Linked DNA regions of Homo sapiens: region 1 is linked to region 2. Evidence: read pairs that join two places in POLR2A ChIA-PET (ENCODE). Cell type or tissue: GM12878. All regions are shown on one strand. Each heading gives the region's core, and the rest is flanking DNA. Links, peaks and the distances in the headings are about the cores only.

Evidence for each region. ChIA-PET counts read pairs that join two places held together with the same protein. Peaks named below come from ENCODE experiments on the same cell type or tissue, not always from the same donor. Only the 100,000 strongest peaks of a DNase experiment are listed, where the experiment ranks them.
Region 1: POLR2A ChIA-PET joins it to region 2 with 5 read pairs; 4 of 35 experiments call an interaction of 5 or more read pairs at or near these places.

The regions. Positions count from the first base shown.
Region 1 is chr19:35,669,255-35,682,573 of GRCh38, forward strand. UPK1A (uroplakin 1A) reads left to right here. Exons shown (of 8, transcript NM_007000.4): 4 at 3,978-4,052; 5 at 4,184-4,291; 6 at 6,586-6,765; 7 at 8,558-8,641; 8 at 8,721-9,227. The coding sequence ends at 8,765. UPK1A-AS1 (UPK1A antisense RNA 1) reads right to left here and starts at 4,037. Exons shown (of 2, transcript NR_046420.1): 1 at 3,981-4,037. In GM12878, for the core only: no CTCF peak of the experiment used is centred there; no DNase peak of the experiment used is centred there; H3K4me3 peaks cover 99 bases.
Region 2 is chr19:35,576,052-35,591,129 of GRCh38, forward strand. LOC124904704 (a long non-coding RNA gene) reads left to right here. Exons shown (of 2, transcript XR_007067243.1): 2 at 5,801-5,905. PMIS2 (PMIS2 transmembrane protein) reads left to right here and starts at 10,122. Exons shown (of 2, transcript NM_001395412.1): 1 at 10,122-10,490; 2 at 10,925-11,245. The coding sequence starts at 10,209. The coding sequence ends at 11,095. In GM12878, for the core only: no CTCF peak of the experiment used is centred there; no DNase peak of the experiment used is centred there.

The sequences.
Region 1 (13,319 bases), core at 8-4,007, 88 kb after region 2:
GTTTCAACCTGAGCAGATCGGCTCTTGAGGCTGTGCTCTTAATCTCTGCCCACAAGAATAACCCATACTTCCCAAGTGTCTCTCATGCACCTGACACTAGGGTAAGCAGTTTAGAAAATGAGCTTCGTGGCCAGGCGCAGTGGCTCATGCCTGTAATCCCAGCACGTGGGGAGGCTGAGGCGGACAGATCATTTGAGGTCGGGAGTCCAAGACCAGACTGGCCAACATGGCGAAATCCCATCTCTAAAAAAAAAAAAAAAAAAAAAATTAGCCACGCATGGTGGCAGGCACCTGTAATCCCCGCTACTCAGGAGGCTGGGGCGGAAGAATCACTAGAACCCGGGAGGCAGAGGTTGCAGTGAGCCAAGATCACACCACTGCATTCCAGCCTGGATGACAAAGCGAGACTCCATCTCAAAAAAAAGGAAAGAAAATGAGCTTCCTCAATCTTGCCAGAAGCCCTTCACAGCTAGTGCTTTTCAACCCATTTACCAGATGAGGAAACTGAGGCTCAAAGAGGCTAACAGCCTCTCCCAGGTGACCAGGAGAGCAGGGATTCCAATTCACGGCCCCAATGACACAGAGACAGCACTGTGTTTCCTCGACAGCAGAGGGTTTTTCAGATTCCCAGAAGCAGCCACTCATTTGATGAACAAATGCTTATGAGCAGGAGCTACATGCTGAGCCCTACGCTGGGCACTGGGGCTCTGTGCTGAGCGAAACATAAAAGCCCTTGACCCAGGGAAGTGGTGCTCAGAGGAGGAAGACAGTGAACAGGAGGGGAGGTCAGGAGCCGAGGAGGGCGAGGGAAGACCTCACTGCCAGGGAAAGCAAAGACCTAGAGGCACTGGGAGCGAGGCAGGTGTGTAACTGGAGGAAGAGCCTTCCAGGTGGAGGTGGCAGCAAGGGCAAAGGCTCTGAGGCCAGAGCGGGCCAGGAGTCCAAAGCAGCTGGAGCTGAGTGAGGAGGAGGTTGGGGGGTGAGAGGACATGAGGCAGACAGATGGGGAGGAGAACAGTGAGGAATGGGGATGGGAAAGAAGCAGGAGGGAAGGCAGGTGTTGTGGACTTTGGCTTTATCCTGAGTAAGATGGACCCATAGACCCCCTGCTCCCCTCCCCTCCCTTCCCCTCCCCTTCCCTCCCCTCCCCTCTCCTTCCTTCCTTCCTTCGTTTTTCTACACAGGCAGGTGTTGTGGACTTTGGCTTTATCCTGAGTAAGATGGAGCCATGGACTCCTCCCCTCCCCTCCCCTCCCCTCGCCTCCTCTCCCCTCCCCTCCCCTCCTTTCCCCTCCCCTCCCCTCCTCTCCCCTCCCCACCTCCCTCCTTCCTTCCTTCATTTTTCTAGACAGGCAGGTATTGTGGACTTTGGCTTTATCCTGGGTACGATGGAGCCATGGACTTCCTTCCCTTCCTTCTTTCCCTCCCTCCCTCCCTCCCTCCCTCCCTTCCTTCCTTCCTTCCTTTCTTTGTTTCTCTAGACAGGGTCTCACTCTGTTGCCCAGTTTGGAGTGCAGTGGCACAATCATAGCTCATTGCCACCTCGAACTCTTCATCTCAAATGATCCTCCCACCTCAGCCTCCCAATGAGCTGGGACTACAAGTGTGCATCACCATGTGCAGCTAATTTTTGTATTTTTTGTAGAGATGGAGTCTCACTATGGTGCCCAGGCTGGTCTCCAACTCCTGGCCTCAAGTGAGCCTCCCACCTCAGCCTCCCAAAGTGTTGGAATTACAGGCATGAGCCACCACACCTGCCCTCTTATTTTCTTATCCTGTATTTAATTATCTGGCATAACAATTTAACCAAAGCCCTAAAAAGTCACCCAACTAGTTTTAAAAATTGTGTCTGGGCCGGGCTCGGTGGCTCACGCCTGTAATCCCAGCAGTTTGGGAGGCCGAGGCAGGTGGATCACAAGGTCAGGAGATCGAGACCTTCCTGGCTAACACGGTGAAATCCCGTCTTTACTAAAAAACAAAAAATTAACCAGGCGTGGTGGCGGGCGCCTGTAGTCCCAGCTACTCGGGAGGCTGAGGCAGGAGAATGGCGTGAACCCGGGAGGCGCAGCTTGCAGTGAGCAGAGATCGCGCCACTGCACTCCAGCCTGGGCGACAGAGCAAGACTCTGTCTCAAAAAAAAAAAAAAATTGTGTCTGTTTCCCCATTAGTTTGTCATTAACTAAGACATTTTCTCCCCAAATTTCTTTTTTTTTTTTTTTTTGAGACGGAGTCTTGCTCAGTTGCCCAGGCTGGAGTGCAGTGGTGCGATCTCGGCTCACTGCAAGCTCCGCCTCCCGGGTTCACGCCATTCTCCTGCCTCAGCCTCCCGAGTAGCTGGGACTACAGGCACCTGCCACCACGCCTGGTTAATTTTTTTTTTTGTATTTTTAGTAGAGATGGGGTTTCGCCGTGTTAGCCAGGATGGTCTCGATCTCCTGACCTCGTGATCCGCCCACCTCGGCTTCCCAAAGTGCTGAGATTACAGGCATGAGCCACCGTGCCCGGCCCCCAAATTTCTTACAGGAAATTTCTAAAGTAGACTAGAGTCCGCAGTATTTGAGCCCTGCATACCTCTCACCTGATTTCAACAACATCAGCTGCAGACTGCCCGACATTGTCTCCTCTATCCCCCTTCTCTCATACTTTTTCTTCTGGGTATTTTGAAGCACATTCTAGATGCCAAGTCACTTGCCTGTAAATACTGGAGCACACATTTCTCTGAGTGATAAGCACATTGTTTTAAAGCAGTCAGGAGGTTGTGCAATGTCATCCATCTCCCAGCAGCAGAGTTCACACATCCACACGCAACCTCCTGCTGCTTTATAGATGAAGGTGCCAGGTGAGGACATGAAAAGAATTTGCATTAAACATCAACTGACAAGCTTTTTTTTTTCTCCTGCCCTCTGTGCCGTTGGCACAACCCACCAAATTCAATCAAGTTCTTCTATATCTTCCAATACCCAGTCTGTGTCAAATGTCTCTGATTATCTGAGAACATCGTTTTATGTTGTTTGTTTTATTTTAAGAGACAGGGTCTCACTCTGTTGCCCAGGCTGGAGTGTAATGGCACAATCTCGGCTCATTGCAACCTCTGCCTCCTGGGTTCAAGCTATTCTCCTATCTCATCCTCCTGAGTAGCTGGGATTACAGGCACCCATCACCATGCCCAGCTAATTTTTGTATTTTTGCATTTTTAGTAGATGGGGTTTCACCATATTGGTCAGGCTGGTCTTGAACTCCTGACCTCAGGTGATCCACCCGTCTCAACCTCCCAAAGTGTTGGGATTACAGGCGTAAGCCACTGCACCCACCCTTGTTTGTTTTGTTTTAAGAGACAGGGTTTTGCTCTGTTGCCCAGGCAGGAATGCAGTGGTGCGATCATAGCTCGCTGAGGCCTCCAACTACTGGGCTCAAACGATCCTCCAACCTCAGCCTCCCAAATAGCTAGGACTAACACTACCACTAGTAGTAACTATGCTTAACTAATTTTTTTATTTTTATTTTTTGTAGCGACGGGGTCTCACTGTGTTGCCCAGGCTGATCTTGAACTCCAGGGTTCAAGCAATCTTCCCATCTCAGCCTCCCAAAGTGCTGGGATTACAGGTGTGAGCCACCAATGCCCAGCCCTAATTTTTGTATTTTTAGTAGAGAAGGGGTTTCACCATGTTGGCCAGGCTGGTCTCGAACTCCTGACTCAGGTGATCGCCCCCTCGGCCTCCCAAAGTGCTGGGATTATAGGCGTGAGCCACCACGCCTCGCCTGTCTCAAAAATAAATTAATTAAATTAAATATTTCAAAATACAGAAAAGTTGGAAGACAATACAGCGAACACCTGAACACCCACCACATATTATAGATGCTGCTAGTCACACTGCCCCAAACTTTTTTAAAACTTGCATTTCCCCAGTGATGCTTCCCTGACGGGGTGTGGCTTCACGGGCTCTGCCCGACGGGCCGTCCTCCCTCTGTCTCCCCAGTACCTGGTGCTCATGCTCATCGTCTACATCTTCGAGTGCGCCTCCTGCATCACGTCCTACACCCACCGTGACTACGTGAGCCCGGCGAGGCCTGGGGAGGGGCCTGACCTGCATGGGAGGGGCGAGGGTCCCGGCGCGGCGGGGCGGAGGTCGTCCTCTCTCCCCACCCAGCCCTGCCGGCCCTTGTTCTTCCCTGTTCTCCTCAGATGGTGTCCAACCCATCCCTGATCACCAAGCAGATGCTGACCTTCTACAGCGCGGACACCGACCAGGGCCAGGAGCTGACCCGCCTCTGGGACCGCGTCATGATTGAGGTGGGCGGGGTGGACCGGGTGCTGGGAGGGCCCTGGGCTCCGTCCACAGAGGCCGATAGAGCTCCCGATGTGCCAGCTTTTAGAGGAGTGAGTGCCTTAAAGACATCCGCTCATGAGATCTCTAGGAGAGCAGGGCTGCGGTCATCACCGTTCTGCGGATGAGTAAACAGGCCCAGAAAGGGAAAGTCCCTTGCCCGAGGCCACACAGTCGGTAAGTGGTGGGAGCTGGGATTGGAACCCGGCAGCCTAGCTCCTGACCTCCCTGCTCTTAGCCTACACATACTACCTCAACAGAAATGTTGATAATAACAATGATAGTAACAGCACCATTCACTGAGCTAGGTTTCACACTGTTCAAAGGACTTTTATTTTTATATTTTGAGATGGGGTCTTGCTCTGTTGCCCAGGCTGGAGTGATCATAGCTCACTGCAACCTCCAACTCCTGGGCTCAAGTGATCCTCCCGCCTCAGCTTCCCGAGTAGCTGGGAATACAGGTGCGCCCCACCACACCCGGCTAAGTTTTTTAAATTATCTTTTGTGGAGATGGGGGTCTTGCTCTATTGCCCAGGCTGGTCTGGAACTCCTGGGCTCAGGATTGGAGCGATTCTCCCACCTCCGCCTCTCAAAGTGCCGAGATCACAGGCATGAGCCACGAGTGCCTGGCCTCAAAGCACATTTTTTTTTTTCTTTTTATCTTTTTTTTTTTTTTTTTTTTTTTGAGACAGAGTCTTGCTCTGTCGCCCAGGCTGGAATGCAGTGGCGCGATCTCGGCTCACTGCAAGCTCCGCCTCCCGGGTTCACGCTATTCTCCTGCCTCAGCCTCCCGAATAGCTGGGACTACAGGCGCCTGCCACCGCGCCCAGCTGATTTTTTGTATTTTTAGTAGAGATGGGTGTTAGCCAGGATGGTCTTGATCTCCTGACCTTGTGATCCACCTGCCTCGGCCTCCCAAAGTGCTGGGATTACAGGCTTGAGCCACCGTGCCCAGCCTTTCAAAGCACTTTTAAAGCTTTTTTAATCCTCACGACCACTCCATAAGGGAGATCGGCCTTTTAGTGATGAGGAGACCAAAGCAAGAGGTTGAATATCTTGCATGAGGTCACACACCTGGTAGGTCACAGAACTGGAAGGATTCAAACTCAGACTTCCAGGTTTGAAGAGATACAGTCTTCCTCAAATCCAACATGATATTGCACTGGAAAAGGAAGAAATTGGCTGGGTGCAGTGGCTCAAACCTATAATCCCAACACTTTGGGAGGCAAAGGCGGGCAGATCACTTGAGTTCAGGGGTTCAAGACCATCCTGGCCAACATGGTGAAACCCTGTCTCTACAAAAAATACAAAAATTAGTCAGGTGTAGTAGTGTGCGCCTGTGATTCCAGCTACTTGGGAGGCTGAGGCAGGAGAATCACTTGAACCCAGGAGGGGGAGGTTGCAGTGAGCCAAGATGGCGCCACTGTACTCCAGCCTGGACAACAGAGGGAGACTCCGTCTCAAAAAAAAAAAAAAAAAAGAAGAAGAAATTGAGGACTCAAGGAAAACTGAGGCGTCAATGTGGCCCAAGTCCTCTAGCTAGCCAGGATTTGAACCCATGTTTGAAGGGTGCCCAAGCCTATGTTTTCCTCATTCAGGAGCCACAAATTAAACACCTGGATTCCTTACCAAGGCCAGGAAAAGCCAGAAATCTGCCCTTTTTGTGTTATTTTATCAGCATAGTTGTTGATAAAAATATTTTATTTTATTTTATTTTTTGAGATGGAGTTTCATTCTTGATTCCCAGGCTGGAGTGCAGTGGCACGATCTTGGCTCACTGCAGTCGCCACCTCCCGGATTCAAGCAATTCTCCTGCCCCAGCCTCTCAAGTAGCTGGGATTACAGGCGCCCACCACCACACCCGGCAAATTTTGTATTTTTAGTAGAGACGGGGTTTCATCATGTTGGTCAGGCTGGTCTCGAACTCCTGACCTCAGGTGATCCATCCACCTCGGCCTCCCAGAGAGCTGGGATTACAGGCGTGAGACACCGTGCCCGGCAAAAATATTTTAAAATAAGTCAGAGGTGCAGGTTTAATCCAAATCCCCCATCAGCCTCCTGGTCCTGGGACAAATATTGTCTGCACCGTGCTCACACACACAGACACCCACCGGACACACTCGCTTGGAGGCCCAGGACATGGGGAAGTTGGGCCCAGCTGTGTCAAAGGCCAATCCTGCCCCTCCTTGCTGTGTGACCTCAGGCAAGCAACTGTCCTCTCTGAGCCCGAGCCTGCCTGACCCCCTGCTTTTCACTCTAGCAAGAATGCTGTGGCACATCTGGTCCCATGGACTGGGTGAACTTCACGTCAGCCTTCCGGGCGGCCACTCCGGAGGTGGTGTTCCCCTGGCCCCCACTGTGCTGTCGCCGGACGGGAAACTTCATCCCCCTCAACGAGGAGGGCTGCCGCCTGGGGCACATGGACTACCTGTTCACCAAGGTGTGGCCGTCTGCCCTGCTCCATCTGTCTATCCATCTGTCTGTCTTCCTCTGGTCTCTGCTCCCTCTCTGATTCTCTCTTTCTCCCTCCCTGTGTCTGTCCGTCTAGCTTTTTCCCTCTCCTCTTCCCCTCTCTGATTTTCTTGTTTTCTTTTTCTTTCTTTCTTTCTTTCTTTCTTTTTTTTTTTTCAAGACCGAGTCCTGCTCTGTCACCCAGGCTGGAGTACAGTGGCACAATCTCAGCTCACTGCAGCGTCTGCCTCCCGGGTTCAAGGGATTCTCCCACCTCAGCTTCCAGAGCAGCTGGGATTACAGGTGCGCACCACCCTCTTGGCTAGTTTTTGTATTTTTAGCAGAGACGGGGTTTGACCATGTTGTCCAGGCTGGTCTCGAACTCCTGAGCTCAAGTGATCCACCCACCTCAGCCTCCCAAAGTGCTCAGATTACAGGCGTGAGCCACCACGCTGGGTCCCCTCTCTGATTTTCTAGTGCTCCCCCAACTCTCTCTCAAGTCAGCAGGATGCACCCAGGGTCTGTCTGAACCAGACCTGGCACCTACAACTTTACTCAGGTTGTCCGAGAATAAGAGCAATAATAGGGCCGGGCGCGATGGCTCATGCCTGTAATCTCAGCACTTTGGGAGGCTGAGGAGGGCAGATCACTTGAGGTCAAGAGTTCGAGACCAGCCTGACCAACATGGCGAAACCCCATCTCTACTAAAAATGCAAAAATTAGCCCAGAGCAGTAGCACGTGCCTGTAATCCCAGCTACTCGGGAGGCTGAGGTAGGAGAATCACTTGAACTCTGGAGGTGAAGGTTGCAGTGAGCCGAGATTGTGCCACTGCACCCCAGCCTGGGCGACAGAGTGAAACTCCATCTCAAACAAAAAAAAACAAAACAAAACATCAAACAAAACAATAGAGCTAGGCACGGGGGCTCACGACTGTAATCCCAGTACTTTGGGAGGCCAAGGCAGGAGCATCACTTGAGGTCAGAAGCTCAAGACCAGCCTGGGCAACATATCAAGACCCCGTCTCTACAAAAAAGTACAGAAAATTAGCCAGGCGTGGTGGTGCGCGCCTGTAATCCCAGCTACTGGGGAGGCTAAGGCAGGAGGATTGTTTGAGTCTAGGAGGTCAAGGCTGCAGAGAGCTGTGATGGTGCCACTGCACTCTAGCCTAGGCAAGAGACTTAAAAAAGGCAAGAGACTTTAAAAAAAAAAAGGCCGGGCGCGCACAGTGGCTCATGCCTGTAATCCCAGCACTTTGGGAGACCGAGATGGGAGGATCACAAGATCAGGAGTTCGAGACCAGCCTGACCAACATGGTGAAACCCCGTCTCTACTAAAAATACAAAAATTAGCCGGGCGTAGTGGTGCACACCTGTAATCCCAGCTACTCAGGAGGCTGAGGCAGGAGAATTGCTTGAACGCGGGAGGTAAAGGTTTCAGTGAGCCGAGATCATGCCACTGCACTGTAGCCTGGGTGACAGAGGGAGACTGCGAGACTGTCTCCAAAAAAAAAAAAAAGCCAGCTGTAAGATCAAAATCACCCTCAGATTGTCATAGCCATCAGCAGGGCGGCACCTACTTGTGCAGGGCCTGGGTTCAACATCAGCTCCCTGGGGCCCCGAAACCACCCGAGGAGGTGGACAGTGCCATGGTCCCCATTGCACAAGTGAGAAAACCAATGCTCAGGGAAGGTGGTGACTTTCCCAAGGGCGCACAGTGACTCTCGCTTTCAGCGGCTACCCTCATGGGCGTCTTCTCAAACTTCCCCCATCCCCCTGCCCAGGGCTGCTTCGAACACATCGGCCACGCCATCGACAGCTACACGTGGGGTATCTCGTGGTTTGGGTTTGCCATCCTGATGTGGACGGTGAGAGGCGGGGAGCCCACAGGCTGGGTGGGCTGGGGGTGGGGGGCGGAGTGCCCTCATCTCGCTGCCTCCTCGCCAGCTCCCGGTCATGCTGATAGCCATGTATTTCTACACCATGCTCTGAGGGACAGGAGGGGAAGGCAACATACACACCCCGGACTCCTCCGCATCCTCCTCCTGCTTCCTCCGCTGGGCCTGGATGGCTGCCTCACCTCTCACCTCCCAACGTCCCTAGCCCTTACGTCCTTCCACTTCCAAGATCTTTTTCCAGGTTCCTGAGCCCTACTGTGTCTCAGGTGTGCCCTGAAACCCCAGGGCTTGTGTGCACATATCCTTAGCCCATCTTTCAAGGGACCTCTCCATGATCCCACCTCCCATTCACAGATACCTCTCTTGTAGCTCTCTGACCTCCTCCTTCATGGCAGGCATCGCCATTCTTGCTGAACCGTTTGTGATTGCCATTTGAGCTCTGGAAGCCTCTATTGCCATGAGAGTTCTGTCACGGTCACTTTACTGTCCCCATCATCACCCAGCACGGGGCTAAGCATATACTAGATAGTCAATAAATAAATAAATAATGAATGAATGAATGAGTTTTTTTTTTTCTGGGTCACGGGAGAGTGAACAAGAACTGTTCTAGGCCAGGCGCAGTGGCTCACGCCTGTAATCCCAGCACTTTGGGAGGCCGAGGCGGGCAGATCACCTGAGGTCAGGAGTTCAAGACCAGCCTGGCCAAAATGGTGAGACCCCCATCTCTACAAAAATGCAAAAATCAGCCGGGTATGGTGGCGCACATCTGTAATCCCAGCCACTCCGGAGGCTGAGGCAGAAGAATCACTTGAACCCGGGAGGTGGAGGTTGCAGTGAGCTGAGATCGCACCATTGTACTCCAGCCTCGGCAACAAATCGAGGCCCTGTCTCCAAAAACAAAAAAAACTATTCTGATGGAAGTGGTGGAAACCCAACTGTCACTGACTGAAGTGTAAAATGGAATTTATCAGCTCACGTAACTGAGTCAACGGGGCTGGCTTCAGGCATGTCTGGATCCAGATGTTCAATCTAAGTTTCCAGGAAACCTGCTTCATTCCCTGACAGGATTTCTCTGGCAACTCCAGACTTAATGTCTTTATAACTAAGCAATGCAACAGAAGGAAAGAGCCTCTCTCCCAAGGGCTGTAGCCAAGGTCCAGAGTTGTAGCCAAGGTCCAGAGTTGAATCTCACTGTCTCGGCTTAGGTTCTAGGCCCTTCGTTAGGTTGGGAAAGGGAGGGCACCTGGCTTGGTAATCCTGCTAAGGATGCATGCAGTGGTGGTGTTGGAAGGGGAGTTGTTTATCAAAGGAAAATCCAGATACAGGGCTGCTGAGGCTTATAGGTGATAAAAATCCTTCTCCTAGGGATATAGCTTCCAGCAAGTTCTCTAAGGGGTCCATGACAGCAAACCATTACGAATTGAATTATGGCTGGGCACTGTGGCTCACACCTGTAATCCCAGCACTTGCTGAGGTGGGCAGATCACTTGAGGCCAGGAACTTGAGACCAGCCTGGCCAAAATGGCGAAACCCTATCTCTATTAAAAATACAAAAAAGTACCTGGGCATGGTGGTGTGCACCTGTAGACCCAGCTACTCAGGAGGCTGAAGCACAAGAATCGCTTGAACCCGGAAGGTGGAGGTTGCAGTGAGCCAAGATTGCACCACTGCACTCCAGCCTGGGAGACAGAACAAGATTCCGTCTCTAAAAAAAAAAAAAAGAACCAAATTATCACTCTTTGTTCTCCCTGAAGCCACGACTAGGCCTTCCCAAGAGGGCCTGGGGGCTTCCTTCCCCATCAAATAATTTCTTGGGGTTCCCATTTACTCCAGTGGTCTGCAGATAGTCTTTGATTGCTGAATTCAGATTTCATTTTTTAAAAATATGTAATGGATAAAGAGGTCATTATTTATTAGAGTGAAAAATCGGAAACTACCCAACAACCATCACCAAAGGGATGGGTTGTGTAAATCATGTTATGCCCTTGGACTGAAATGCTCTGTGGCTGTTGTGTGTGCGCCTGTGGTCCCAGCTACTGGGAAGGCTTAGGCGGGAGGACCGCTTGAGCCCTGGAGTTCGAGGTTGCAGTAAGCTATGTTCACACCTATGAGTAGCCACTGCACTCCAGCCTGGGCGACACAGCAAAATTCCATCTCTAAATAATAATAATAATAGGCTGAGCACGGTGGCTCATGTCTGTAATCCCAGCACTTTGGGATGTCCAGGTGGGAGGATCGCTTGAGCCCCAGAGTTTAAGATCAGCCTGGGCAACATAGCAAGACCTTGTCTCTATAAAAAATTTTAAAAAGCAGGACGCAGTGGCTCAGGCCTGTAATCCCAGCACTTTGGGAGGCTGAGGTGGGAGGACCGCTTGAGCTCTCGAGACCAGCCTGGGCAACATGGCAAAACCCTGTCTCTACAAAAAATGCAAAAATTATCCAGGTGTGGTGATGCGTGCCTGTGGTCCCAGACACTGGGGAGGCTGAGATGGAAGGATGGCTTGAGCCCAGGAGGCAGAGGTTGCAGTGAGCCGAGATCGCACCACTGCACTCCAGCCTGGGTGATAGAGCCAGACTCTGTCTCAAAAAAAAAAAAAATTAAAAAAATTATCTGGGTGTAGTAGTGTGTGCCTGTGGTCCTAGCTTCTTAGGAGGCTGAGATGGAAGGACTGTCTGAGCACAGGAGGTCGAGGCTGCAGTGCTCCACACCACCACACTCCAGCCTGGGGAACAGAGCAAGAACCTGCTTCAAATAAATAAATATATATATATATAATTATAATAATAAATACTTTTTAAAAGAGATAGCTGTATGTGAGTTGACTATAAAAAGATCTCATAATAACTGGAAAGCCCATATGAGGATGTTCATTAGTAAAATAAATGACTATCAGCAGGGCACTGGGTAAATTAGCTACGCTATATCCATCCTCTGCAATACCACAAAGAGGTAAAAATAAAAAGAACAAGAACTCTGCTTTAACATGGAAAACGCGCTAAGAAATACATAGTAGGAAAAATTGAAAACTATATACAGTACTTTTTTTTTTTTTGAGATGGAGTTTCACTCTTTTGCCCAGGCTAGAGTGAAGTGGTGCGATCTTGGCTCACTGCAACCTCTGCCCCCTGTGTTCAAGCGATTCTCTTGCCTCAGGCTCTGAGTAGCTAAGATTATAGGCACCTGCCACCATGCCCGGCTAATTTTTGTATTTTTACTGGAGACAGGCTTCGCCATGTTGGCCAGGCTGGTCTGGAACTCCCGACCTCAGGTGATCCACTCACCTCAGTCTCCCAAAATGCTAGGATTACAGGTGTGAGCCATCACACCTGGCCCATATAGTACTCTTATTCCTGCAGGGTTGATCAAACGGAGCTTTAGTCTTTTTCTTCCTTAAAAAAATGAGTTAATGTTTTTATAATAATGTTTAGAAGAATAGAGGAAAAACTTTGTTGTTTTGCAGAACACTTTTTTGTTGTTGTTGTTGTTGACGGAGTCTCGCTCTGTTGACCAGGCTGAAGTTCAGTGGCACAATCCCGGCTCACTGCAACCTCCGCCTCCTGGGCTCAAGCAATCCTCCCCTCTCAGCCTCCTGAGTAGCTGGGACTACAGGCACGCACCATCACGCCCCGCTAATTTTTTTTTTTTTTTTTTTTTTTTTTTGAGATGGAGTCTCATTCTGTCGCCCAGGCTGGAGTGCAGTGGCGCAATCTTGGCTCACTGCAAGCTCCGCCTCCCAGGTTCACGTCATTCTTCCGCCTCAGCCTCCCACGTAGCTGGGACTACAGGTGCCCGCCACCACACCCAGATAATTTTTTGTATTTTTAGTAGAGACGGGGTTTCACTGTGTTAGCCAGGATGGTCTCGATCTCCTGACCTCATGATCCGCCCGTCTTGGCCTCCCAAAGTACTGGGATTATAGGCGTGAGCCACCGCGCCCGGCCTGTATTTTTTATAAAAATACAAAAACCGTTCTGCGCCTGGTAGAACACTTCTTTATTACAGCAATATATAAAACAAATATAACTTTAAGCCGGGTGTGGTGGCTCACACCTGTAATCTCAGCACTTTGGGAGGCCAAAACAGGTGGATCACCTGAGGTCAGGAGTTTAAGACCAGCCTGGGCAACATGGTGAAACCCCGTCTCTACTAAAAATACAAAAAATTAGCCAGGCATGGTGGCGGGTGCCTGAAATCCCAGCTACTCAGGAGACTGAGGCACAAGAATCGCTGGAACCTGGGAGGGGAGGTCGCAGTGAGCTGAGATCATACCACTGTACTCCAGCTTGGGTGACAAAGTGAGACTCCATCTCAAAAACAAATATATATATATATATATATATATAAATTTATATTATATATAAACTTAATATAACTTTAAATATTCATAATGACACTATACATTATGATTGATGGTGTTAGTCCACTCTCTCAAATTTGAGAGAATAGCTTGTAGAATTCTTGAAATTCACCAACCTTCTTCATAAAGACACAGGATTGAAATGCATGTGCATGTTTTTGTTAAGAGCATACCAATTTCATTCTCCTCAGTTTTGCTCATAATCTCCGTATTTTCATGCACCCTCAGTGAGTTAGCCAAACTCAAGGCCTTTTATTACGGAAAGGGCTAGCACAGTTGTGGTGACACCC
Region 2 (15,078 bases), core at 4,860-8,859:
CTCAGTCATGATTTTTTGATTTGCGGGGCTGTATAATGGAGCAGGCATAGTGATTTCCGCACCCCGTTGTTGTAATAAATCTCGACCCCACAGATTAAGAGGAATCGAAGTAGTCATTGGCTGAACAGTACTTTCTTGATTATCTGACCCTAAACAATGTAAAATCTTAGTACTTTGATACACTTCTGAGGCTGTGCCTACGCCGATAAGTCCTATAACAGCCTTTGTTTAGGCCAATTTTTTGGCCACTGATTGAAAGCAATGATAGAGACATCTGCTCCAGTGTCTACTAACCCTTCAAACTGTTTTCCTTGAATAATGGCCTTACACACAGGTCTGTTTTCTGAGACCTGACTTGCCCAATATGCAGCCTTTCCTGTCGGATCAGTGCTTCCAAACTCTCCTATTCTTTTTATTTTACTATTTCCAATCTTAATATAAGGCAGGAGTAATAACTGAGCAATCCTGTCTCCTGGACAGGAGGGGGGACTTCCTCCAACACAGGCAGTCACTGATGTCCTAGTTCAAATGCTCCAGGGGGAACAGTCCATTACTCACTGAGGGAGGCAGGCTTTCCTATTTTCTGTTTCAAGCTTTTGATCACAATGGAGCAAATGATCACAATGCAGCCCACCAGGATGCTGGTGATGCTGAATCCAAAAAGTAGTCTGGAATTGATCTGTGCTTTTCTCTGATTCCCAAGGAAGTTGGCTTCCTGGGTCTGTGGGGGTAAAGGCAAGCTGGTGTGAATGTTTCCAAGATGGGGAGGGGGAAGAAAATCCCTGGGGAGAGGTGAAGAGGGCAAGATCAGGATGATGGCATGATGGAGGTCAGGGCAGGGCTCAGTCTCCCAGAGGAAAAAGGAAGAAACCAGGGAGCCAGGATGAGGGAGTAGATCTAGGCAGAATACAGAGGGAGGAGCAGAGAGGTGGCCCTGGAGAGGTGCAAGGGCAAGCAGATGGTGAAGAGGGAGGAGGCAAATCCCCGAGAAACACGAAGAGGTCCCTGGGGAGAAGCAGGGCATCGGCAGGAAAGAGAAAGAAGATCTGGGGACAAAGAGAGTTGGTAGCTGGGTGGTGCCCATCCTGAGGGAGAACACCAGAGCGGGGATTGCCAGCAGGACGCAGAAGAAGGATACGACAGCGAGCAGTAAATAGTCTCTTTCTGGAGGACACAAGGGCATCAGGGTGACTGGTTGCATTGGGGCGAGCAGCTGCACTGGGATGAAGGGCTGCATGGGGATGAGTGGCTGCATCGGGGTGACCAGGGACTTCAAGTCCCTGGGGCTCATTGCAGTAGCCATAGGCCTTGGCCTGAGGAGGAGATGCTGGGTGAGTGGAATCTGCAGACAGGGGTCATGGGGTCCGGGAAGGGGACATCTGAGTCCCCAAGCAACTGAGACCACCCAAACCAACCCCTCTGGCTAGAAAGGTACTGAAAGTTGACACTGTCCCAAGCCAGGGGACAGCGCTCCAAGCCAGAACCCACCACAGCCCCGTGCTCCTGTAGAGTAGCCTTGCTGGCTCTGGAACACCCACGCCACCCTCCTCTAGCCTCTCACAACCCCCTCCCTGCTCCCCTCTGGCTGTTGCACTTTCCTCCTCTAAACTCTCCCTACCCCTCCTTGCCCCGCAAACTCACACACCCCCACTGTTTTCTCAGCCTCCCAAAGTGCTGGAATTACAGGCGTGAGCCACTGTGCCCGGCCTATTTATTTATTTTTTGTAGAGGTCTCACTATGTTGCCCAGTCTGGTCTTGAACTCCTGGCCTCAAGCAATCCTCCTGCCTCGGCCTCCCAAAATGTTGGGATTACAGGCGTGAATCACTGTGCCCAGCCACTCTTCCTTTTTGTTGTTGTTGCCAGTTTGAACGCCTGATGGGTTCAATATATAGTGTGTGGATCTCACATCCAGATTGAATATAAGTATAATGGGCAGATTTATCACTATTAGGAGGCTACTGTACATTAGGCCCAGGCTGGCCCCTGAGGGCCACATGGTAACTAAGGCAGACAAGACCATAACTCAGATAGAATAATAGTCTCCAATCCCATCCAGGTTGCTGTGAATGCCATTAATTCATTCCTTTTCATGGCTGAGTAGTATTCCACCATATATATATGTAAAATCAGTTTCTTTATCCACTCATTCATTGATGGGCATCTGGGTTGGCTCCACATTTTTGCAATTGCAAATTGTGCTGCTATAAACATGTGTGTACAAGTATCTTTTTCACATAATGACTTCTTTTCCTTTGAGTAGATACCCAGTAGTGGGATTGCTGGATCAAATGGTAGTTCTACTTTTAGTTCTTTAAGGAATCTCCACACTGTTTTCCATAGTTATACTAGTTTACATTCCCACCAGCAATCAGGGAAATGCAAATCAAAACCACAATGCGATACCACCTTATTCCTGCAAGAATGGCCATAATCAAAAACTCAAAAAATAATAGATATTGGCATGGATGGAGTGAACAGGGAACACTTTCCTTGAGTTTTAACTCCAGACTGGCTCCTTTGCTGTTTTTCTGGTGGGGCTCTTACCACATTTCCCACAGCCATTGGCTGTGTGCTCCTGCATACTTGGATGCTCCTCTCCTGCCTGGGCCCCACCAGGACCCCTGAGATCCAGGAGCCGTGGCTTTTGGGGGCTGGTAGAGAAGAAACAGGGAGCTACGTGAAGGCCAATGGCAGAAACCAAGAGAGTTTCAAGAAAGCAAGAAAGAGAAACCAGCTCTGAAAATAGCAAAAGGAACAACGGGAAAAAATAAAATAGTTTCATGTAACCTAAAAACAGACATTGAGTCTTCGAATCAAATTGAAAGCACTTGCTAGCGTCAGAGGCATGTGAACCAGAGCAACTCCATCTTGAATGGGGCTGAGTAAAATGAGGCTGACGTCTACTGGGCTGCATTCCCAGACAGCTAAGGCATTCTAAGTCACACGATGAGATAGGAGGTTGGCACAAAATACAGATCATAAAGACTTTGCTGATAAAACAGGTTACAGTAAAGAAGCCAGCTAAAACCCACCAAAAACAAAAAGTGGCGATGAGAGTAACCTGTGGTCATCCCCACTGCTCATTATACACTAATTAGAATGCATTAGCATGCTAAGAGACACTCCCACCAGCGCCATGGCAGCTTACAAATGCCATGGCAACATCAGGAAGTTACCCTATATGGTCTAAAAAGAGAAGACATGAGGCCAGGCACGGTGGCTCACGCCTGTAATCCCAGCACTTTGGAAGACCAAGGCAGGCAGATAGGGTCACCTGAGGTCAGGAATTCCAGACCAGCCTGGGCAACATGGTGAAACCCTGTCTCTACTAAAAACAGGAAAAATTAACTGGGCATGGTGGCACGCACCTGTAATCCCAGCTACTCGGGAGGCTGAGGCAGGAGAATCTCTTAAACCCGGGAAGCAGAGGTTGCAGTGAGCCAAGATTGTGCCACTGCACTCCAGCCTAGGCAACAGAGCGAGACTCCATCTCGAAAATTTAAAAATAAATAAATAAATAAAGGGGAATATCACAAGCAACGTATGGCAACAAATTAGACAGCTTAGATGACAGCTAAAAATTCTTAGATGAATTACCAAAACCAACTCAAGAAGAAATAGAAAATCTGAATAGATGTATAACAAATAAAAAGAGATTTGTAATTTAAAATACTCCCGCAAAGAAAAGCTCAGGCCTAGATGGTTTCATTGGTGAATTTCACAAAACATTAAAGCATAAATAATATTAATTCTCTACAATCTGTTCCAAAATATGGAGAAAGGGAGCACTTTCCCAGCTTATTATATGAGGTCAGTATTACCCTAATATCAAAGCCAGACAGTGGCATCTCAAGACAACTAGAGACCAATCTCTTTCATAAATATGATATAAAAGTCATTGGTAAAATATCAGTAAGCCCAATACAGCAATATATAAAAAGGGTTATACACCATGATCAAGTGGGATTTACCCCAGAAATGCAAGATTGGTTTAACTTCTGAAAATCAATTAATGTAACACACCATAGTAAAAGAATAAATTTTATTCATTTATTTTAAAGATGGGGTCTCACTCTGTCACCCAGGTGAGATTGCAGCTCACTGCAGCCTCAAACTCCTGGGCTCAAGCAATCCTCCTGCCTTGGCCTCCCAGAGTGTTGGGATTACAGATGTGAGCCGTTGCACCTGCCCCTGTAAAAGAAGACACTTTTTTTTTTTTTGAGATGGAGTCTCACTCTGTCGCCCAGGCTGGAGTGAAAGACTAATTTCCGGGTGGGCGCGGTGGCTCACGCCTGTAATCCCAGCACTTTGGGAGGCCAAGGCAGGTGGATCACGAGGTCAGGAGATCGAGACCATCCTGGCTAACACGGTGAAACCCCGTCTCTACTAAAAAATACAAAAAAATCAGCCAGGCGTGGTGGCGGGTGCCTGTAGTCCCAGCTACTCGGGAGGCTGAGGCAGGAGAATGGCATGAACCCAGGAGGTGGAGCTTGCAGTGAGCCGAGATCATGCCACTGCACTCCAGCCTGGGCGACAGAGCAAGACTCTGTCTCAAAAAAAATAAATAAATAAAAGAAAAGAAAGACTAAATTCTTCCTGGCTAAGATAGGGAACAAAACAAGAATGTTCATTCTCACCACTTTTATTCAACAGTATAGTGGAGGTCCTAGCCAGTACAATTAGTCAATAAAAAGAAATAAAAGGCATCTGGGTTGGAAAGGAAGAAGAAAAAACTGTTTTGACCCACAGTTGACTTAAATTTGCTTGTAGAAAACTCTAATGAATCCACAAATAACTACTAGAAGAAATGAGTCCAGCAATGCTGCACAAGATCAATATCCAAAAATCAATTGTATGTCAATAAGCTACCAATGAACAATCAAAAAATGAAATTAATAAAATGAATTCATTCCCAATAGGATCAAAAAGAATAATAAATTCAGGCTGGGCGTGGTGACTTATGCCTGTAATCCCAGCACTTTGTTAGGCCGAGGCGGGCAGATCATCTGAAGTCAGGACTTCAAGACGAGTTTGGGCAACATGGTGAAACCCTGTCTCTACTAAAAAAAAATACAAAAATCAGCTGGGCATGGTGGCGGGTGCCTGTAATCCTAGCTACTTGGGAGGCTGAGGCAGGAGAATTGCTTGAACCTGGGAAGTGAAGGTTGCAGTGAGCCACGATCGCACCACTGCACTCCAGCTTGGGTAACAGAGAGAGGCTATCTCAAAAAAAAAAAAAGAAGAAATTCAATTAAAAAAAGTAATAAATTTAACAAAAATACAAGAGTTGTACAATAAAAACTATAAATCTTGGCTGGCGGCGTGATGGCTCACGCCTGTAATCCTAGCACTTTGGGAGGCCGAGGTGGGCGGATCATGAGGTCAGGAGATCGAGACCATCCTGGCTAACACGGTGAAACCCCGTCTCTACTAAAAATACAAAAAAATTAGCCGGGCGTAGTGGCAGGCGCCTGTAGTCCCAGCTACTCGGGAGGCTGAGGCAGGAGAATGGCATGAACCTGGGAGGCGGAGCTTGCAGTGAGCCGAGATCACGCCGCTGCACTCCAGCCTGGGCAATAGAGTGAGACTCTGCCTCAAAAAAACAAACAAACAAGCAAACAAACAAACTATAAATCATTCCTTTAAAAATTTAAAGATCTAAATAAATGGAGTGGCATCCCATGTTCATGGTTTGGAAAACTCAATGTTAGCAAAATGGCAGTACTCCCCTAATTGACCTAAAGAGTCAATGCAATCTTTATCGAAACCTCAACTGGCTTGTTTTTTTTTTTTTGCAGAATTTGACAAGTTGATCCTAAAAGTCATGTGGAAATGAAAAGGATGCAGAATAACCTAGCAATGTTGAAAAAGTAAAATAAAGTTGGAGGACTTCCAGTTACCAATTTCAAAATTTATTCCTGATTACAAAGCTATAGGAATAAAGACAGTGTGGTACTGGCATAAGGATGGACGTATAGCTCAATGAAGCAAAATTGAAAGTCCAGAAATAACTTTCATATTTATGGTCAAGTGATTTTTGACAAAAGTGGCAAAACCATTCAATGTGAAAAGGAGATCCAACAAATGGTGCTAGAACAATTGGATCTCTCTCTCTCTCTCTTTTTTTTTTTTTTTCTTTTTGGAGATGGAGCCTCGCTCTGTCACCCAGGCTGGAGTGCAGTGGCATGATCTCAGCTCACTGCAACCTCTGCCTCCCGGGCTCAAGCAATTCTCCTGCCTCAGCATCCCAAGTAGCTTGGGGCTACAGGTAACCACCACCAAGCCCAGCTAATTTTTGTATTTTTAGTAGAGACAGGTTTCACCATGTTGGCCAGGCCAATCTTGAACTCCTGGCCATTATTTTCAAATGATTCTCACATGCTCTGAACCCCACTCATTCATCATTATTATCTCTTTTTTTTTCTTGAGACAAGGTCTCCCTCTTGTCCAGGCTGGAGTAGAGGGGTGCGACCATGGCTCACCACAGCCTCAAATTCCTGAGCAAAAGCAAACCTCCCATCACACCCTCCCAAGCAGCTGAGAATACAGAAGCCTGCCCTCAGAGCCTGATATATATATATATCTGTCTAAAATATATACATTTTTTTTCTAGATACATGGTCCCACTGTATTGATCGGGCTAGGTTTCACTATCCTGGTCTCATGTGATCCTCTCCCCTTAGCCATTATCACCTTATAGAGTGCACATTTTGTTCCATGCACTGTTCAATACCACTTACATACATTAATTTAATCCTCACAATGAAACAAGAGAGAAATAATTATTATTCTCATTTTAAAGATGAGAAAACTGGTACACAGAGAGGTTGCACAAGGTGATATTGCTAGTTAGTGGCATGGTGGGGATCCAAACCTAGGTAGTCTAGTTCCAAGGTGTGTTTATTCAGCCCATGTTTACTGAGCACCTACTACTATGTGTTGGGCTCTGCTCTAGGTGTTAGAGCTATAGACAGTATAAAAGAACTACCTCGCCCCCATTAAGACATCTCTCCTGGCTGGGCATGGTGGCTCATTCCTGTAATCCTAGCACTTTGGGAGGCCAAGGTGGGTGGATCACTTGAGGTCAGGAGTTCAACACCAGCCTGGCCAACGTGGTGAAACCCCATATCTACTAAAAATACAAAAATAAGCCAAGCATGGTGGTGGGCACCTGTAATCCCAGCTACTCGGGAGGCTCAGGCAGGAAAATCACTTAGAACCCAGGAGGTGGAGGTTTCAGTGAGCCAAGGTTGCACCATTGCACTCCGCCCTGGGCAACAAGAGCAAAACTCCATCTCAAGAAAAAAAAAAAAAAAAGACATCTCTCCCATATCTCTCTCTTATTGAGACATGGTCTCTCTCACCTTTCCCACCAAAAATTTTTTTTAAAAAAACAAAACCCTTTCATCACTCAGCCCCCTCAAGTTATGGATCTGGTTTTTGGTTTTTAATTCCAGAGACAAAAAAGGGGGCAGAACATAGACCCATGCTACCATCTTGACAGAGTCTCCATTTCAGTTCCATACGCTCAAGTCCCTCCTATCTTTAAAACAAACAAGCAAAATCATCATTCTCACCCTTTTGCATCTACCCTAGTCCTGCCTTTCCTGGCTCTTCATAGGCAAACTTTTTTTTTTTTGAAACGGAGTCTCACTCTGTCACCCAGGCTGGAGTGCAGTGACACAATCTTGGTTCACTGCAAACTCCACCTCCCGGGTTCAAGCAATTTTCTGCCTCAGCTTCCCAAGTAGCTGGGATTACAGGCACCCACCACCACATCTGGCTAAATTTTGTATTTTTAGTAGAGACAGGGTTTCACCATCTTGGCCAGGCTTGTCTTGAACTCCTGACCTCGTGATCCACCCACCTTGGCCTCCCAAAGTGCTGGGATTACAGGCATGAGCCACTGCACCCAGCCATAGGCAAAATTCTTGAAGCAAATGTATACACTGTCTCCAATTCCACACCTCACACTCAATCCATGGCTCTCTGAAACCAGGTGTTGGCTTACAACATTCCAGAAACTGGAACCCATGTTCTTCTCAGCTGTGGCACTGCTCTCCTTACTCTTTCGCCTCCAAGCTCTTGGAAGAAATGTCTACATTGTCTATACTACCCCTTTCTTGCTCACTGCCTGGATCCCTGCAATATGGCCACTGCTTCTGCTGATCCTCTGATACTGCCCTTACCAAAGGAGCTAATTCATTCCCGCCTTCAGAGCTGGAGTACATGTCTCAGGGCTTGACACACTTGTCCATGTACTTGTTTCTAAGCCTGTCTTAGTTTGTTTGTTCCACTATCCAAGGGACTTGCCAGCAACCAATACACATGCTTCATCTCACCCAACCTTCACTTCTGTCTTCCCCCACCTCGGCGCCCCATGTTCTGTTGTCCTGGAACATCCACTTGGTCCTTTGAAAGGCTCTGAATCAATTTCCTCCATGAAGAATATCCTGACTTCTGGATTGCATGTGTTGTCACTGTTCTTCTAACTACTTCTAGGTCCAGGACTGGTCTTAAATACCCAGGTTGTGTCTTGGACTAGCCATACTAAGGTCTACATTTGTGGACTGCACAGTGTCACCTCCCACCCACCCCCAACTTCCTGAAAAGTGGCTCCTCAAACCCTCTACTCCCCTAGAACCACCAGCTAAAGGAAGCATCAGCTAAAACCCCACAGTATTAGCATTCATTAAAAGCTCCTACCTGAATCAGCAATTACTATGGTATTTGAAAATGTTCTCTAATGGTGCATAACAAATTCCCCACAGGTATTAACTCACAGTTCTGTAGGTCAGAATGGCTGCTTCTCTGCTCAGAATCTACCAAAGCTAAAATTAAGGTGTCAGCTGGGCTGGGTTCTCATGTGGAGCTCAGGATCCTCTTCCAAATGAATGTGATTACAGCAGGATTCACATCCTTGCTGTTGCAGTACTAAGGACCCCGTTTCCTTGCTGGCTGTCAGCTGGGAGCCATTCTCAGCCAGAGGCTGCCTGGATTCCTCCCTACGTGGCCCTGGTGACATCTTCATGCCAGCAATGGAGACCTTTGCTTGCCTCCAATCCTCTCACACCTGAAACCTCTTTTGCCAGGAAGACTCAGTCCTTTTCAAGAACTCACCTCATTAGGTGAGGCCCCCAGAGGATATTCTTCCTAACTTAAAGTTAACTGATTTCAGACCCTACCTACGTCTGCAAGACGCCTTCCCAGCAGCATACAGACTAGTACTTGACTGAGTGACTGGAGAAGGAGTGTGTACACCAGGGAGCAGGAATCTTCGGGTCATCTCAGAGTTCTGCCTACCACATTGGGGATTTCCTGTTCCATCGTTCCATTAGGTTGTGTTCTACTTTAAGAAAGATCTTCCCCCTTTTCCCCTTCTTTCTCTATTCTTTCCTTTTTTCTTTCTGTCAGCATAAACCAAGGAATTCTTTTTTTTTTTTTTTTTTGTCATTTTTTCTTGAGATGGAGTCTCACTCTGTCACCCAGGCTGGAGTGTGCAGTGTGATCTCGAATCACTGCAACCTCCGCCTCCCGGGTTCAAACGATTCTCCTGCCTCATCCTCCCTAGTAGCTGGGATTACGGGCGCCTGCCACCACACCCGGTTAATTTTTGTATTTTTAGTAGAGACGGGGTTTCACCACGTTGGTCAGGCTAGTCTCGAACTCCTGATCGCAGGTAATCCGCCCGCTTTGGCCTCCCAAAGTGTTGGGATTACAGGCATGAGCCACTGCGCCCAGCCGGAATTCATTTTTAATTCAAGACTTTACAATCCACTTCTGACACTACTCATTTTCCTCCCCTCAGTAAATCTCTTACTCTTACTGGGCGTGTCTAGTTTCTCTCTTCCACAACTCCTGGGAGACCCTCCTGACATCGCCCATCCGCGCAGGCTGCAGAGAGAGATCAGTGGGAGGAGGAGGAGCCGAGAGCCACCACTTAGGCTTCCAACCAATCCCTACCAGGGTGGGCGGAGCCCACTTCCTGATTGGCTGCACTCTCTGTGTCTTGGGGTGGGCGAGAACGGCGGGGCCACGCCCCCTAACTAGGCAGCCAATCAGGACGTGGGGTGCTGGTTTCTCCATTGCGAAGCTTCAGCCTTTGATGGTTTGGGTCCTGGGAGTCTGGTTAGTACAAGGGGAAGCCTAGTGGGTCTGGCGCTCCGTTTTCAAGACACTCGGAGTCCGTCTTTGAGGGGAAAGGTCATGGCCCTGAAACCACCTTCTGCCACCCAGCCTGCTCCCAACGCGCCAGCTACCCCAGACGCCCCCCCTACCACAGGTGATCCAGGTGCTTCAGCTGCCCCAGGTTCTCCCACTACCACAGGTGGTCCAGGTGCCCCAGCTGAGGTGCCCCAGGAGCCGCAAGAGCCTACACAGACACCAGAGGAACTAGCATTTTACGCCCCAAACTACCTATGTTTGACCATCTTTGCTATACTTTTATTCCCTCCATTTGGATTGGCAGCTTTGTACTTCTCTTATGAGGTAAAATAATGCCCAAGTCATAGCCCCCGTCCTTTTTTTTTTTTTTTTTTCTTTTTGAGACCCAGTCTCACTCTGTCCCCCAGGCTGGAGTGCAGTGGTGCAATCTCGGCTCACTGCAATCTCTGCCTTCCCGGTTCCAGCAATTCTCCTGCCTCAGCCTCCTGAGTAGCTGGGATTACAGACATGAGCCACAGTGCCCGGCTCATTTTTGTATTTTTAGTAGAGACGGGGTTTCACCATGCTGGCCAGGCTGGTCTCGAGCTTCTGACCTTGTGATCCACCCGCCTTGGCCTCCCAAAGTGCTGGCATTACAGGCGTGAGCCACTGCACCCAGCCTACCCTGTCCTCCATTTGGCCCCTGCATCTGCTCCTATCCTGGGACCTGCATAGGGGCTTTCCCTCAGTGACTGCAGGTCTCCAACCGTTCTCCCCAGGGTTCCTGGACACAGAAACCCACATCTATGCTTCCACCCCTACAGACTATGAAGGCCAACCAGAACAGTGAATGGGAAGAGGCTTACATCAACTCAGGCCGAACTGGTTGGTTCGGTGCATTCGTGGTAATGATTGGCTTAGGCATCATTTATGGCTTGGTCCTATATTAATGAAGTCTAGGCATAGCAACCCAGGGGTCCGCTCCCCAACCGAGCCACTCACCAAACACTAACCAGCCAAGTCAGCCATCAGGCAAGAAATTCAACCGCTGAGACATCTAGCCAAGAAATCCTCTAACCAAGGAACTCAACATTCAAGAAACCCACCAACCCAGGAACACACAGACCACCTGCCTGTGCTACTTCAACTCACTCAGCTCCAGAGCTGTCTTCGTTCACCCTAGGGGTCCACACTTCATGCCCTAGATCCCTTTAGCTCCTTGACACTGGGCTGTTCTTTCAGAGGAATTTTAAACCAAAAAACTGGAATGGAATGTTCTGGTTTCCTGTGGTGTGTGTGTATGTGTGTGTGTCAACATGCCCATGATTGTTTTCTGGGTCAGTGGTCAGTATCTGTGTTTCCCTGGAGCTGTTTCCTAGACTGTGAAAATCAGAATGTCCCAATGGGGAAGCCCACAGACATAGAATTCAGGCAGATGTCAGTTAAAAACTTACCTCTGACACTGAAAAACTGTATAGCCCTGAACAGATACTTTTCTTGAGCATAGTTCCTTTGTCTCTAAAGCAGGCATAATTGCCAATGTGGGGATGATATTTAGAAATCTGAACTGATGTTTATTCTCTAGGGGTCTTCTCATTTGAGCTGGGATTGGAGATGTCTAGTGTCTCAGAGCAGCAATAAGAAAACAGAAACCTCTTCCAGCTTCTGACATCCAAATGTCAAGCTCTTAGGAGAAGAATGGAAAGTCCTCAAGAAATGCAAATAGCTTTGGCAGAATAGCTGATGAAGACCACCTCTCCCCCCTCCAGAAAGGCATTGGTTCCCCATTCATGGAAAAGGGAATGTAGAGAGAGATTAGACAATAGTACATCCATAAGGTTCCTGGAATCTGCATCTGAGGAAGAGGGGCGTCAGAGACCCCAGCTGTTATCTATAATCCCTCCTCACAGATAAGGCCTAGAGAGGCTCCAAGTTCTCAAAGAAGATATGCTACATGGTGTAGACATTTACAAAGAAATGACCTCAGACAGCCAAGGAGGATACCCCATGGCCCAGCCTAGTGAGAAGAAGGTGGGTTCCATAGGAATCCCAAGTGCCAGGTGGAGACAGAACTGTAGAGGAAAACTAGGGATAAGCAGGGAGCCATCGTGCATGAATCAAAACAGAGATCTAGACTGACACCATGGGCCACAGACACCCCGGGGCTGCCTCTGATGCCCAAGCTTCATGGACAACCCCAAGTTCAGAACCAGATGAATATTTAGCACAATATTTAGCAGAACTAAGTTTCCACCACCATGGAGAATGGGGATTCTCAGTAGAAAGTCAATGGAGCTGCTGGGCAAGAGACTGCTCACTGTCCCCCAGAGCCCATCGCCTCTTTGTTCTGGGAACATTGCCTGGCCACGTCTCAGAGGTTCCCCTCTGCAGCCATGAAATGTGCTTTGGTCCTGTGGAATGTGAGCAGAACTGACATGTACCACAAACAAACCTGGCTTTTCAATGTCTCCTGGGACACTCCTCTAAACTCCTCCTCCCCCGGCCAACGGGGCAAGGGATACCCATGTGATGATTTAGAAGGCCACATGTTGTAGACGTGGCAAAGCCCCCATTAGCCTGGGTCCCTGAACCATTCTAGGAACAGCCTCCCTTCCCCCAACTGCCTCATGTGGTCAAGCAGAAAATAGACTACCATGTTGACAAATGACATGCTTGGCCTGTTTCCACAGCCCAATCCACCCAAACCAGTGCAGATGCAGGAGAATAGAGTTCTATTTCTTGCACATCTGGGATTACAGCTTCAAGTTCATACCCAACAGAGACATCCATCTTGTTGGGTGGTCTATAGGAAATAATAATAGAAGGAAACAACAAAGGCCCTAGTCCACCTTAATTGTAATTGTTGTGATGCTGAGTTTGTCTCCTCTGTGGGCTTGGGTGTCTGGGCAGATCTCATGTGTTTGTGGGACAATGCTCTGGGTTATGGGGATGCCTGCAGATAGGATGATGCCTAATTGTCTGTCATGTTAGCAGATCTAGAGGGTTAGCCATCCCTGTCCCTCTCCAGATCCAGCCCAGGCTGGGCCTGTCACATTCAGCTGCAAAGCCATGTCAGGTTAGGATGGTCCATGTCAACATCAGCAGGCAGACCCAAGTGTCACCTTCTGCTACAGGCCTTGGAAAGCCAGCCAGCCTCCTCCACTTCAGCTCCCAGACTTCATCCAACCTGAATTTCACTCTCGGGTATCCAACTGGTATTTAGCACCAGGTAAACACAAAACGAGGCCAGGCACAGTGGCTCGTGCCTGTAATTTCAATGCTTTGGGAGGCTGAGAGAGGAGGATGGCTTGAGCCCAGGACTTTGAGACCAGCCTAGGCAGCAAGTCGATAGATAACTCTTTTCTACAAAATTTTTCAAAATTAGCCAGGCGTGGTGGCACACGCCTGTAGTCTCAGTTACTCAGGAGGGTGAGGTGAGAGGATCACTTTAGCCCAGGATTTTGAGGCTGCAGTAAGTCATAGTGATACTACTGCACTTCAGCCTGGGGGACACAGCTAGACTTTGTCTCCAAAATAAATAAATGTAAAAAATAAGGCCGGGTGCAGTGGCTCACACCTGTAATCCTAGCACTTTGGGAGACTGAGGTGGGAGGATCACCTGAGGCCAGGAGTTCGAGACCAGCCTGGCCAACATAGTGAAACCCTGTCTCTATAAAAATACAAAAATTAGCCACTGTGGTGGTGCGTGCCTGTAATCCCAGCTACTCGGGAGGCTGAGGCAGGATAATCTCTTGAACCCGGGGGTGGAGGTTGCAGTGAGCAGAGATTGCACCACTTCACTCCAGCCTGGGCGAAGGAGTGAGACTCAACCTCAAAAAAAAAAAAATCTTATCTGACTTTGATTGCATTACAATCAATTTAGTTATCAGTTTTGGGAGATTTAGCATCTTTATGATAAGCCTTCCTATTCATAAATATGATATATCAAATAGGACTTGTACATCTTTAGCTTTATTTTATGTATTATAAGCAATCCTTTTTTCCATTACATAATCTAAATTATTATTGGGGTAGAAGAAAGGTATTGAGTTTCCAATGTTGATATCTTGTGTGGCAAACTTACTGAACTTTCTTGGTGTAATAATTCATCATTTTACACACTTACATTGTCTATGCTAAATTTGAATTATTTCTTAACAATTTTAATACCTCATTATATATGTATTTTTTTAGTTCCTGGGCTAAACCTTTCAGCAAAATATGAATTAGCATCATAATCTTGTTTCCATCCTTGTATGGGTTAGTTCTATTGTTTTACTATTAAGTCAGGCAGTTGATGTAGATTTCTGATAAAAATTTCATCTTTTTTTTTTTTTTTTCTGAAGCAAACTCTGGCTCTGTCACCCAGGTTGGAGTGCAGCGGCACAATCTCAGCTCACTGCAATCTCCGCCTCCCAGGTTCAAGCGATTCTAGTGCCTCAGCCTCTATAGTAGCTGGGACCACAGGCACGCACCACCACTCGGGGCTAATTTTTTGTATTTTTAGTAGAGATGGGATTTCTCTATGTTGGCCAGGCTGGTCTTGAACCCCTGGCCTTAAATTATCTGCCTGCCTCAGCCTCTCAAAGTGGTGAAATTACATGCATGAGCCACCGTGACCAGCCAAAATTTCATCAATTTTGTTATGTTTTCTTCTATTCCTGGCTTGCCAAGATTTTTTAAATTAGAATTTTATATTGAGGCTAGGCACAGTGGCTCATGCCTGTAATTCCAGTACTTTGGGAGGCCAAGGAAGGAGAGTCATTTGAGGCCAGGAATTTGAGACCAGCCTGGGCAACATAGCTAGATCTCGTCTCTACTGAAAAAAGAAAAAAAAATTAGCTAGGCATGGTACCTGTATTCTCAGCTACTCAGGAGGCTGAGATGGGAGGATAACTTGAACCCAGGAGTTAGAGGCAGCAGTGAGCCATGA